Regions from separate parts of the Homo sapiens genome. Here region 1 is linked to region 2. A link is an interaction called in ENCODE POLR2A ChIA-PET data of the cell type or tissue named here. Cell type or tissue: K562. All regions are shown on one strand. Each heading gives the region's core, and the rest is flanking DNA. Links, peaks and the distances in the headings are about the cores only.

Region 1 (5,376 bases), core at 253-5,252, 330 kb before region 2:
GCAGCAGGCAACCAGAAGCCGGACCTGGCTTCCTGATGGAGAAGGCAGCTTGCAATCAGAGAGACACTGTGCTGAGCTTACCATGGCAAAACCAACATCCGCTTTCTTCAGAGCAGGCCCGTCATTTGTGCCATCACCAGTGACAGCCACGACCTGCCGGTGTTCCCCAACAGTGCTGTCAATTATGCCTGGGAGAAACAGACACACCACAGTGAGCTTTTCTGGTCTCCCCCACCCTTCAGTTCCTACCACCCGCCACTCCTTCTACTTTCTTCTTTCCTTCCCTTTTCCCTTTCCTAGAAGTTCTACAGGAACCACCTAAGGGCAGTAAGTTGTTTCATGAGTAGCACTGAACTAAGTTTGTCCTCATCCGGTACCCTAAGACAGCTATGAAGAACACATAGGATGGATTTCAAGGCAGAGACCTAGGGGTCAAACTGCACCATTTCCACGTACCAGCTGGGTAATTTGGGTAAGTTACTTGTCTTCTCAGCCTCAAACTTCCTCATTTGTAAAATGGGAATACCTGCCCTGCCTAGTTCACAGTACTATTGGTAAATAAGACATGATCATGTTTTTAAGAACCCATGCAATTGCCAGGTGCGGTGGCTCACGGCTCTAATCCCAACACTTTGGGAGGCCGAGGTGGGCGGATCACCTGGGGTCAGGAGTTCGAGACCAGCCTGGTCAACATGGTGAAACCTTGTCTCTACTAAGAATACAAAAATTAATCAGGCATGGTGGCATGCGCCTGTAGTCCCAGCTACTCGGGAGGCTGAGGCAGGAGAATCACTTGAACTCACGAGGCGGAGGTTGCAGTGAGCTGAGATTGCACCACTCCACTCCTGCCTGGGTGACAGAGCAAGACTCGGTCTCCAAAAATAAAAACAAAAAATAAAAAAAATAAAAACCCAACAACTTTATTGTGTGTCATACTCACCAAGGGCTCAGATGTTTGCTAACTGTATGTTCTCCCCACTAGCCTGGGAGCTCTCCTAGGACCTCCCTATTTGGACAGGAGAGTGGCTTTGGCTGGTGGTTCTTATCTGTCCTCGCCCTGGCCTGCCTTCAGCTGTTGCAGGCACCTATTTGGAAGCCAACCTCACCTTTCACCAGGGTGTGCTTGTCAGTGGGAGAAGATCGCGCCAGGACCCGAAGCTTAGGCCAGATCTTGTCCAGCTTTTCTTGCTCTACCTGCCAACACCAGACCACACCTGGATCAGTCAAATGCAGAAAAGCTATCCAGGAAAATCTTAACTTCTCCATACACTTGGAGTCACTGGGAGATTGGGTACACCACAGTCCCACATGAAAGTGTTATTCTGGATTAAGCAGAGATGAAACAGCCAACCAGTCTCCAAGGGTAGATTCATGGATGATGACCATTCAGGCCCTGCTTTTTTTCTTTTTCCTCCCAAGTCCCTACCTGGCAGCCAATCCCCCATTTCCCAGACCTTTAATGGGAGGTGGGCCAGGGTTGGCTGTTGGCTCGGGTGGGTAAAGTGGTGCTTCTGAGGTCTTAGGTTTGATTTCTATGTAGCTCAGGAAAGCTTGGATCTGTGCCACCGCCAGACCACATTCTCCTTTAGCCACTGTTAGCCAAAGGGCAGGGACACAGGAGGGGTGGGCTAGGGGGAAGTCAGTATAAAAAACTGAAAAAGCAGAAAGACAAGAAAAGTTAGTGACACTGTCTCAAAAGATAGCTTGTGAATGAAGCTAGCAAGCTTCATTCACAAGCAACTCCCCCCCTCTTTTTTTTTTCTTTTTTGAGACGGAGTCTTGCTCTGTTGCCCAGGCTGGAGTGCAGTGGCATGATCTTGGCTCACTGCACCCTCCGCCTCCCAGGTTCAAGTGATTCTCCTGCCTCAGCCTCCCCAGTAGCTGGGACTACAGGTGCACGCCACCATGCCCAGCTAATTTTTGTATTTTTGGTAGAGACGGGGTTTCACCATGTTGGCCAGGATGGTCTCTATCTCTTGACCTTGTGATCCACCCGCCGTGGCCTCCCAAAGTGCTGGAATTACAGGAGTAAGCTACCGCGCCCAGCCGGCAACTCCCAATGTTACCATATCAGCAGTTTGGTACAAGGAGATGTTTCACTACGAATAGCTTTCACTTTAGAAACCACCCACCTTCCCGCACATGACCCAGATGCCTTATGCTAGAACCCGCCTTTTCCTTGTCAGGTGAGGTCCTGGTTCCCCCTAGCCAGGACCCACCTCGCCTTTCTCGTTGCGGATGAGCCGGTTGAATTCTTTGCCTTCTAAGCACAGGAAGTCATCCCCAGGTGTCAGAATGCCACATTTGGTGGCAATGGCCCGGGCTGTGTTGATGTTGTCACCTGTCACCATTCTGACAGTAATGCCAGCTTGTTTGCATTTGGCAATAGCATCTGGCACCTATGGAGAGTGAAGAAAGGGGAAAGGCGCAGATGAGGGTGATGACCCTGGTAAGCTGTCCCTGTTTGTCTGTCCCTTTGTGGCAGACAGGAGAAAGGCACCCTAGAAGTGGTGCCATGCAGCATGGGCTAGGTCTGGTCATTTTGATACTGTTGGGTGCCACCTCACTTCTGTCCTACCCACGGCAGTCACATTTGAATTTGCCCTATTGTACCATGAGTTGAAGGGGAAATTTGCTTTGGGAGTGAGGTGTAAAAACTTGCTCTTTCACTTACAATTGAGACTTCTCGGCAGGGCATGAATGGCATTTTGCGATTTGGCCAGTGCTTTCTTTTCTAGCAGAAGCTTTTGCCACTCTCCACCCACCTGGCCCATGTTCCAACCATATCAGCTCTTTGTAATTTCCCACATGCATGACACCCTCTCATGCCTCTGGGCCTTGAGAATTAATAGTCCATCTGTCTAAACTTCTTAGAAGCAGAGACTTTTCAATCCCCTAGTGTCTAGAATAGTTATCAGCACACAGCAGGTACTCAAAAAGAATGTGTTGATTGAAAGGAGGGAGCTAAAGACAAAGTTGGTGTCCTGGCTAAATTGACCTCCTGACAACACTTAAGTACCAAATAATGAGCCCAATAAGCCCTTTGCTTCTCAACACTCAGACAGCATTAGTCCTAGGAATGCCACATTCGATCATACTGGCACTCCACAGCAGTCCTGTGAAGCAGGAAGCACAGAAACTTCTATCCCTCTAAGTGAGAGGCAGTTAGGTTACCTGCCTGGGGTCACAACTAGAAAGGGAACTAGTACCCCACTTCCTGAGACTCCTGGGTGGCTTCCCACCCTCTCACCTCTGGGCGCACAGGGTCCTCAATGCCCACCACCGCGATACAGGTCAGTTCGGTGAGGATCTCATTCTCATTGTCCCAAGAGGGCTCTGTGTCATCGAAGTCCCGGTAAGCTATGCAGATAGTCCGGAGTCCATCACAGGCCATGGGCTCGATGACAGTGCGTACCATATCATCTCTGTCTTTATTCTTGAATGGCACTGCTTCCCCTTTCCGGTCCAGGATTCGATTACACCTGGGGAGGCGCACAGTAAGAACGCGGTGTCTCCCTTCCCACTCAATACGTTTCTACAATCATTGACAGGTATTTTGGCAACTCTGTATTATTCCTAAAGACATTGCTCCAAGTGTGGCCAAACATTTCCTTCATTCATCACCCAGCTGAGTCCCTCTTTCCAAGGTAGGTGGGCTGTGGATGGAGTTAAGGTCTAGATATATAGAGAGTGGGATTCTCCCATGTCATCTGTTCTTACCCATATGTGAATGCAATGCAAGTCATTTGTGAATCACCTGCTCTTTTGAACTTCTTGAAGGCAGAGAGACTTTTTCAATCCGAGTATTTAGAATAGTGCTCACTGTGTGGTGCTGGTGGTTTGGGGGAGGTTTCCTATACAAGAATGTGCTGATTAAAAGAAGGTGGCTAAAGCCATGTTGGAGCACTGGTTAATTCAGCCCTACTTAGGTATAGTGCCAACTTTTGATGAACTATGGGTAATTTATTAATAGTCACTTTTTTTTTTTTGTAATGGAGTCTCACTCTGTCACCCAGGCTGGAGTGCAGTGGTGCGATCTCAGCTCACTGCAACCTCTGCCTTCTGGGTTCAAGCGATTCTCCTGCCTCAGCCTCCTGAGTAGCTGGGATTACAGGCACGCACCACCATGCCTGGCTAATTTTTGTATTTTTTTTTAGTAGAGACAGGGTTTCACCATGTTGGTCGGGCTGGTTTCGAACTCCTGACCTCGTGTTCTGCCTGCCTCGGCCTCCCAAAGTGCTGGGATTACAGGCGTGAGCCACTGCGCCTGGCCGAATAGTCACTTTTAAAGTTATGTAAATTCCCTGTAATCAGAAATGGGAATGGGAAGGAAAGAGAAGGAAAAGAGAACACAGAACAAACGTTTCTAGTACTTGTTATGTATAAGGCATTTTACATACATTGAATCATTTAGTTACAGTGAGGGGGTAGTACTTTTAGGAGCTGAGTATGGCTATCTCTGTTTTCAGATTAGGAAATGGAAACTTAGGATCGTCCAGGTCTGAATCCTGGCTGTGCCACTATTAGCTGTATCACCTTGAGTGAGATACTTAACTTCCTTATATCTCTGTTTTCTCATCTGTAAAACAGGGATAATCATAGTACCCACCTTACTGAGTTGTGAGGATTAAATACAACAAGCCACCTTAAGCACTTAAAAAACATGCGTGGCCTGAGTAGACGCTTGGATATTAGTTATTATGTCACCACCTGGCTGGAGGGCTCCCTCATTCACATGGGTTCAGTGTGGGGTGTGCACCCATGCCTTCCTGAGGAGAGGATCTTGAAGGGAAGCAGAGTGGTCGGGGGTGCTCACTTGCGCAAGATGATCTCAGAGGCGCCCTTGCTGTACATACGGAAGCCACCGTTGGGATTCCTGATGACGGTGCTCATTGACTTGCGCACTGAGTTAAAGGTGTACACCTTGTAGAGCTTCTCCTCGGGCACTTCATTACGCACAGCCTGATAATCCTGCTTCAGATCTGTGACAAAGCCTAGCAGAGCACACTCGGTCTTGTTGCCCACCTGCCGAGGCAGGCCTCCCTCCTTCTCTGGAGGCTGGGAGAAGAAATATACACAGCACTATTGAGTAAGATGCCTTGACAAGGCAGAGAACTTAGGGAGAAAGAACTCATTTACAAAGCCTTCACATTATATACCTGGAGCTCATAGGGGAAATAACATTTTTTTTTTTCTTTTTTGGAGATGGAGTCTCGCTCTGTTGCCCAGCCTGGAGTGCAGTGGCACGACCTTGGCTCACTGCAACCTCCACCTCCCAGGTTCAAGTGATTCTTCTGCCTCAGCCTCCTGAGTAGCAGGGACTACAGGTACCTGCCACCATGCCTAGCTAATTTTTGTATTTTTAGTAGAGACCGG
Region 2 (5,376 bases), core at 79-5,078:
TATGCAACATGCAGCATGTCCTACAAACAAATCCATTGTTTGTAGGACATACACATTAAATTTTTCAGGAGTGCTGGGGCATTGGCTGGTGACTTACTCTCAGCAGTTCAGGGGGAATAAAGGTTTTTGTACTATACTTGCAACTTCACTATACATTTGAGATTATCTCAAAACAAACAAAATGGAAGGCTTTGACAAAGTTAGGGAGTTTTCTATTATTCTCACTTTCCTAGACTCCCTTAGAGCTAGGGATGCACACACAGCTCTGGTGAATGAAACACAAGCAGAAGAGTGCTGGGAATTTATGGGGGAAGCTTGTGCTTTTCTGACACAGACTCCATCCCGTCCTCTATCTTCCAGAACATGGACGTGATACTCAGAGGAAAAGCATTCTGGATTTTATAACACCAAGATGACATATATGAAGAGTAAAACCCTTACACCAAAGATGGCAGAGAGCATGCTCAAAAGATGCTGGCTTCCCCCAAGCAAGACGATTGCCTACTGCAGAAAGCTCTGAGTGGGACTGCAGGGCGGCTCAGGAGGACAGCAGGGAGAGGTCTGTCATTCCGCTGTGCAGTGTGGCCTCTTCCTCCTGCCATCATCCCTGCACCCACCCTTCATGCTGGCTATTACATAAACAAATCATAAAATAAAATATTAATTTAAAAAAAAAACAGAGGAAGAGAAGAAAAGAAAATTACAACGAAAACTTTAAAGTCAGGAAGAGGGCTGGGGACAGTGGCTCACACCTGTAATTCCAGCACTTAGGAGGCCGAGGCGGGTGGATTGTGTGAGGTCAGGAGTTCAAGACCAGCCAGGCCAACATGGTGAAACCCCATCTCTACTAAAAATACAAAAATTAGCCAGGCGTGGTGGTGCACACCTGTAATTCCAGCTACTCAGGAAGCTGAGGCAGGACAATGGCTTGAACCCGGGAGGCAGAGGCTGCAGTGAGCCAAGATCACGCCACTACACTCCAGCCTGGGCTCAATGAGTCAGGGGTGCTGGAGGAGCATTCCTAGAGAGAAGTATTTGGTGAAGAAGCCAACCAAATTTGGGGGTTGTGGAGATAGCCATGGGTGGATAGGGATGTGTGAAACAAGATGCTAATACACAACTCTTTCTTCCTCAGTTTTGAAGGAGAGCCCAAAGGCTTGGCGCAAACTGATAGGTGCAAAATGAGCCCACATTCCAGAGTGAGGGCTAAACCATCTACAAGGGACACACAACTGAGATATTGAAGAACCCACTTTACAACCCTGAGCACATCAAGCACTTACAGGTGTTAAAGATTGAGATGGAAAGTGGGGAGTAAGTGGAGAGAGACAGAACTTGATTTCCTTGGAGAAAGATGGAGAAATGTTCTGAGGAAGAAGCCTGCCCTTCACATGAAAACAAGTGATTGGGGCTTTCAGGAACCACTTGGCGACCATAATAGAAATAAGCGACTGGAGCTGGACCCACGCCTGCAAAGGTAATGAAGGCAAGAACCTGTGGCTGGTTATCTGCCTGGGCATAGCCAAGTAAAGACTGTTGTGTTGGGAAGTAGCCGTAATCCCATGACAGTAGGACCAAAATGCTGATGAGAGCCCAGCAAGGGATGGTGGCCTGGGGATGCTGTTCATATAGCCTGCCTGGAGGAACAATGGGGTCCCCACAAGAGTCTGTATGGTGTGGACTAAAGGATGCATAGGCGCTAAGGGAGGGGTGATGAATGGAGAGCTGGAGGAAAGGCAGGGTCAGTATCAAGGAAGCTGCCAGCAGAGAAGCCCAACCCCTGTGTAAGAAACCTATGTAAGACCCAAGAGAAGAAAGTCAGCTTTAAACACCTGCCAAGGCCAGAAAATTCTGTGCTATCCTACAACAGTACCAGCCGAGCAAGACCTTTCCTGCTCTTTGCATCTCCTCCCTCTCCCAGAGCAGCAGCCCCAGAGGACAAGAGGCAGCCTAGTGAGAAGGGGAGGAGGAGGAGATGTACACAGCAGGGAAACAGATGAAGTTCATCACCATCCATTATTCCCCACTGCAGCTCCTGGCCTGATGCAGACAAAGGCTGAGAGAGAGGAGAAGTTTAAATGTCATAAGAAATTTGGAGTTTTGATTCAGTAGAAAGGAAATAAGTGATGTTTCAAGAGGGAGAGGGGATATCAGCAGGACCAAAGGTCCCAAGTAGACAGGAGATGGGATCGATCCAATGTTTAAGTGGGGATGGGGGTGGGGGAGCTGCCTCAATAGGAGTAAGGGCTGTTGGTCCACTGTAGCTGGGGATTGAGGGCGTGGATTGACTAGGGAAGTGTAGCTGGACTTCCAGGCAGTTCTGAGCCTCGTTAGAGATGCATCATCTTGTATTCAGGGTAGAATCAGTCCACACGGTTGCGGTTTTCCTCTGGCCACGTTTGCTTTCTTGGAATGGTATAGAATGAGCAGAGAGCTGGATCTACATAAGGTTAGGGTTTTGCTGGGAAGGTATGTTGGAGGAAGACCAGGACATGCCCAAAGGGGTGGTTATGAAGGGCCATAGAATCTATACTGGGTTAGGAAGGAAGTGAAGACAGGAGGGGATGAAGGAAAATTTCAGGGCTAGGGTAGCAGAGGTCTTAATGAGTAGGAAGAATTGTGGGCGTGATTGTGACTATAGGCAGCCATTACAGAACAACCCTAAAATGGTAGAAACAAATCTATCAACACCATTCACTCCTACTTTCCCACCCATTGACCTCTTCATTTCTGATTATCTGTTGTTCTGACCCTCTGGTCCCTGGCATGTCCTGTTCATCCTTCAGCAAACTACTAGAGCCGTAAACCCTCCCCCAGTTCTTGGCATTGCAACAACACTAAGAGGGTTTCCCCTCCAACTTTCATTTCCTATTTTCTTTTGTCTTATAAATTTCCACTTCTGGACCTGTGTGCTTTTGATAAAGCTCAGTGATTTTTCAGAAGCTCAGAGGTCAGGACAGATGTGTAACTTTCCCTGACTCCAGTTGGGTAAAGTGTTCTGTCTCTCATGTAAGAATTTTTCCCATGAGAGAGTTCTGGGAGACAAGAAATATCCCAACTCCTCTAGACAAGCTGTAGGAAATAATGGAAAATCTTATGGCCACAGACCCACTAGCACCATCCTGCTAAACTGGTAAAGAGGCTAGAGCTTGAGACCTGGAAAATGCCAGGGTACTGCAGCCAGAGAACTATCCTTAGAGCACAAGGGTCCCGGAGGAATAAAGCTAGATGTTGCCAAGTTGTTTTGACTCTATAAGCTGAAGCATATACAGTCAGGAGCTGCCCAGGCAAGGCAGAACCTGCAACTTGTGTGCTGTGCTGTCTTGGTCAAGTACACATGGTGGGTAGAACCGAAAAAAAAAAAAAAAAAAACCCATACATGGTGTTTTTCAACCTCTGTTCTTTCCCAAGCAGGTGTCTATTCTGCCTTCTGAAGACAAAATCTCCTTAAGGAAGTAGAGCCCTCACTAAATCTCCCATGATACGCCCTGAGCTTCTAAAGGGAGTGATCTTAACACTGGCATATTTATTCTCTGACTCTAAGTAAAAGAGGGACTCCAGCAGCAGTGCTCCGGAGCCAGCCCATCCTGCCTTGCAAGAACTGACAGTGAAATTTTCCAGAACTCTGAGAGCCAGTTGTTAAAGGCATATGTCATTTGAAAATAAATTATATAAACTTAAAATTATATCACATTAAAAATAAAAGTAATAAGTACTCAAAACTCATCACTTGCTAATTATTTTACTGTATTGATTAGTATCTTCACTCTTGAGGTTACATACCCCCTACTGCATCTACGTGGTAGAAATACTCTGAAATGGGGTACTCCTGGGCATCTCCTCCTAACCCCACACTCAGTGACTTCACTTTGGTAGTTCCAAACAGGCCATGGAAATCAGCAAACACTGCAAGGCAATGCCCCACCCCTACCTCCCAGACAGCTGATTGTTAAACCTTTACCAGCACATCACTGGACTCCAGGGGCCCAGGAGGGTCAGTGGGAAGAACCACAGCTTCAGCCCACCCCAGGAGCCTGCCATTTTCCCTGTCTGGTGCATGCCCCCTCCCCTGTGCAGGGAGAGGGCAATACTGCATTTACTCACTTGAAGGGCATCTTGGCCAGATGGTTTCCCTCAGACAGTGGTGCTAAGGAGCTGGCTAGGAAAATATTTTCCCAACTCTGCCTGGCTTCCTTTGAACAGGAATAAAACTGGTTCTCAGAAATGCAGCCAGTAGGTAAGTAAATAAGGCAGCTGTGCTCCGAGTTCCAGCTGAAATAAATAAAACTTATGAGTCTGGTTTGCATAAAGAGAAAGCTTATGGATTCAGATTTTCCTCCCTTCCTGCCCTCTGGTCTCTCTCCTACAACAGGACCCCATGTGTGCCTGCATCGCCCTCCCCGCTTCCCCGGGGATGTGATCACCACCTGGTTGTTCATTGGCTATAGTACAGGATAAACTTGCAGCTTTCTGGACACTTGTTTCCAATGGTGGAGCTATTTATTTCTCTTTTCATAGTAGACATTGCCTAGCCTCCATGGGCCCTTTCAAGGGTCCATGTTCAAGGATCTCCTGTTCTGAGCTGGAATAACCCCCCAGCCCCTGAGTCCATTTGAAGTTAGGTCATTTCACTTGAGGGCCAAGGACAGAAGAAGGAGATGGGGAATCTAGCAGGTTTAGGAATTCAGCTAGATTTCTGACATGCCCTGAAAATAGGTGATTGCCTTTACTACCCTAAAATCTGATGGTGAATTAACCACACACAGATGTACTTTGCACATGCACTTCATGTGAGTATATGCCAGGGGCACTGCAGAAATAGCTCTATTTACTAGTTTCTATTTATTCACATTATGTGTTAGAGTGTGGTGTGTATGTGTATGTATGTGTTAGGGTGTGGTCTGTTGTGAACCCAGATGCAGGTATACATGTATGTGTGTAGACGGGCATATGTGAGGGTCATTTTCTAGATGCCTGGGCATTTAAACGTGTATGGAATTATGTGTGAGTAGCTATGTATGTTTCTCTGTGTCTTTGTATAGGCAGATGTGATTGTGTGCGTGCAGGACTGAGCCTCGTGACTTCTGAAAACCTGGTTGAAATGCTGGGAGAATGTCATCATCTTCTAAAAATAGAGGAGCTGAAATATTTTGAAGAAAGGATTGAACACACACACACATACACACACCCCCAAACACATTTCTGTTTTGAGATTCCCTATGTTCCCTTAAGCCCTGTGTGCAATGGAAAAACACCAAATATTTGCAGTTTTCTGTCATGATAAGGATTGTTGACTTCATCCAGGGACAGAATTTTATCACTCAGTTGTCAGGGGAAGGGTGTGGGAGGGGGCTCTGAAGGGGACAGGTTTAGATG

The links. ChIA-PET counts read pairs that join two places held together with the same protein. Peaks named below come from ENCODE experiments on the same cell type or tissue, not always from the same donor. Only the 100,000 strongest peaks of a DNase experiment are listed, where the experiment ranks them.
Region 1: POLR2A ChIA-PET joins it to region 2 with 5 read pairs; 2 of 35 experiments call an interaction of 5 or more read pairs at or near these places.

The regions. Positions count from the first base shown.
Region 1 is chr1:203,708,983-203,714,358 of GRCh38, reverse strand. ATP2B4 (ATPase plasma membrane Ca2+ transporting 4) reads right to left here. Exons shown (of 21, transcript NM_001684.5): 11 at 4,817-5,058; 12 at 3,251-3,482; 13 at 2,220-2,399; 14 at 1,107-1,194; 15 at 82-188. Among named protein-coding and RNA genes, the nearest start is that of SNORA77, 18 kb to the left of the region's middle. In K562, for the core only: no CTCF peak of the experiment used is centred there; a DNase peak (open chromatin) is centred at 2,895.
Region 2 is chr1:203,378,799-203,384,174 of GRCh38, reverse strand. It overlaps LOC102723529 (a long non-coding RNA gene), which reads right to left. Exons shown (of 7, transcript XR_922438.3): 5 at 4,105-4,272. Among named protein-coding and RNA genes, the nearest start is that of BMNCR, 26 kb to the left of the region's middle. In K562, for the core only: no CTCF peak of the experiment used is centred there; no DNase peak of the experiment used is centred there; H3K27me3 peaks cover 1,564 bases.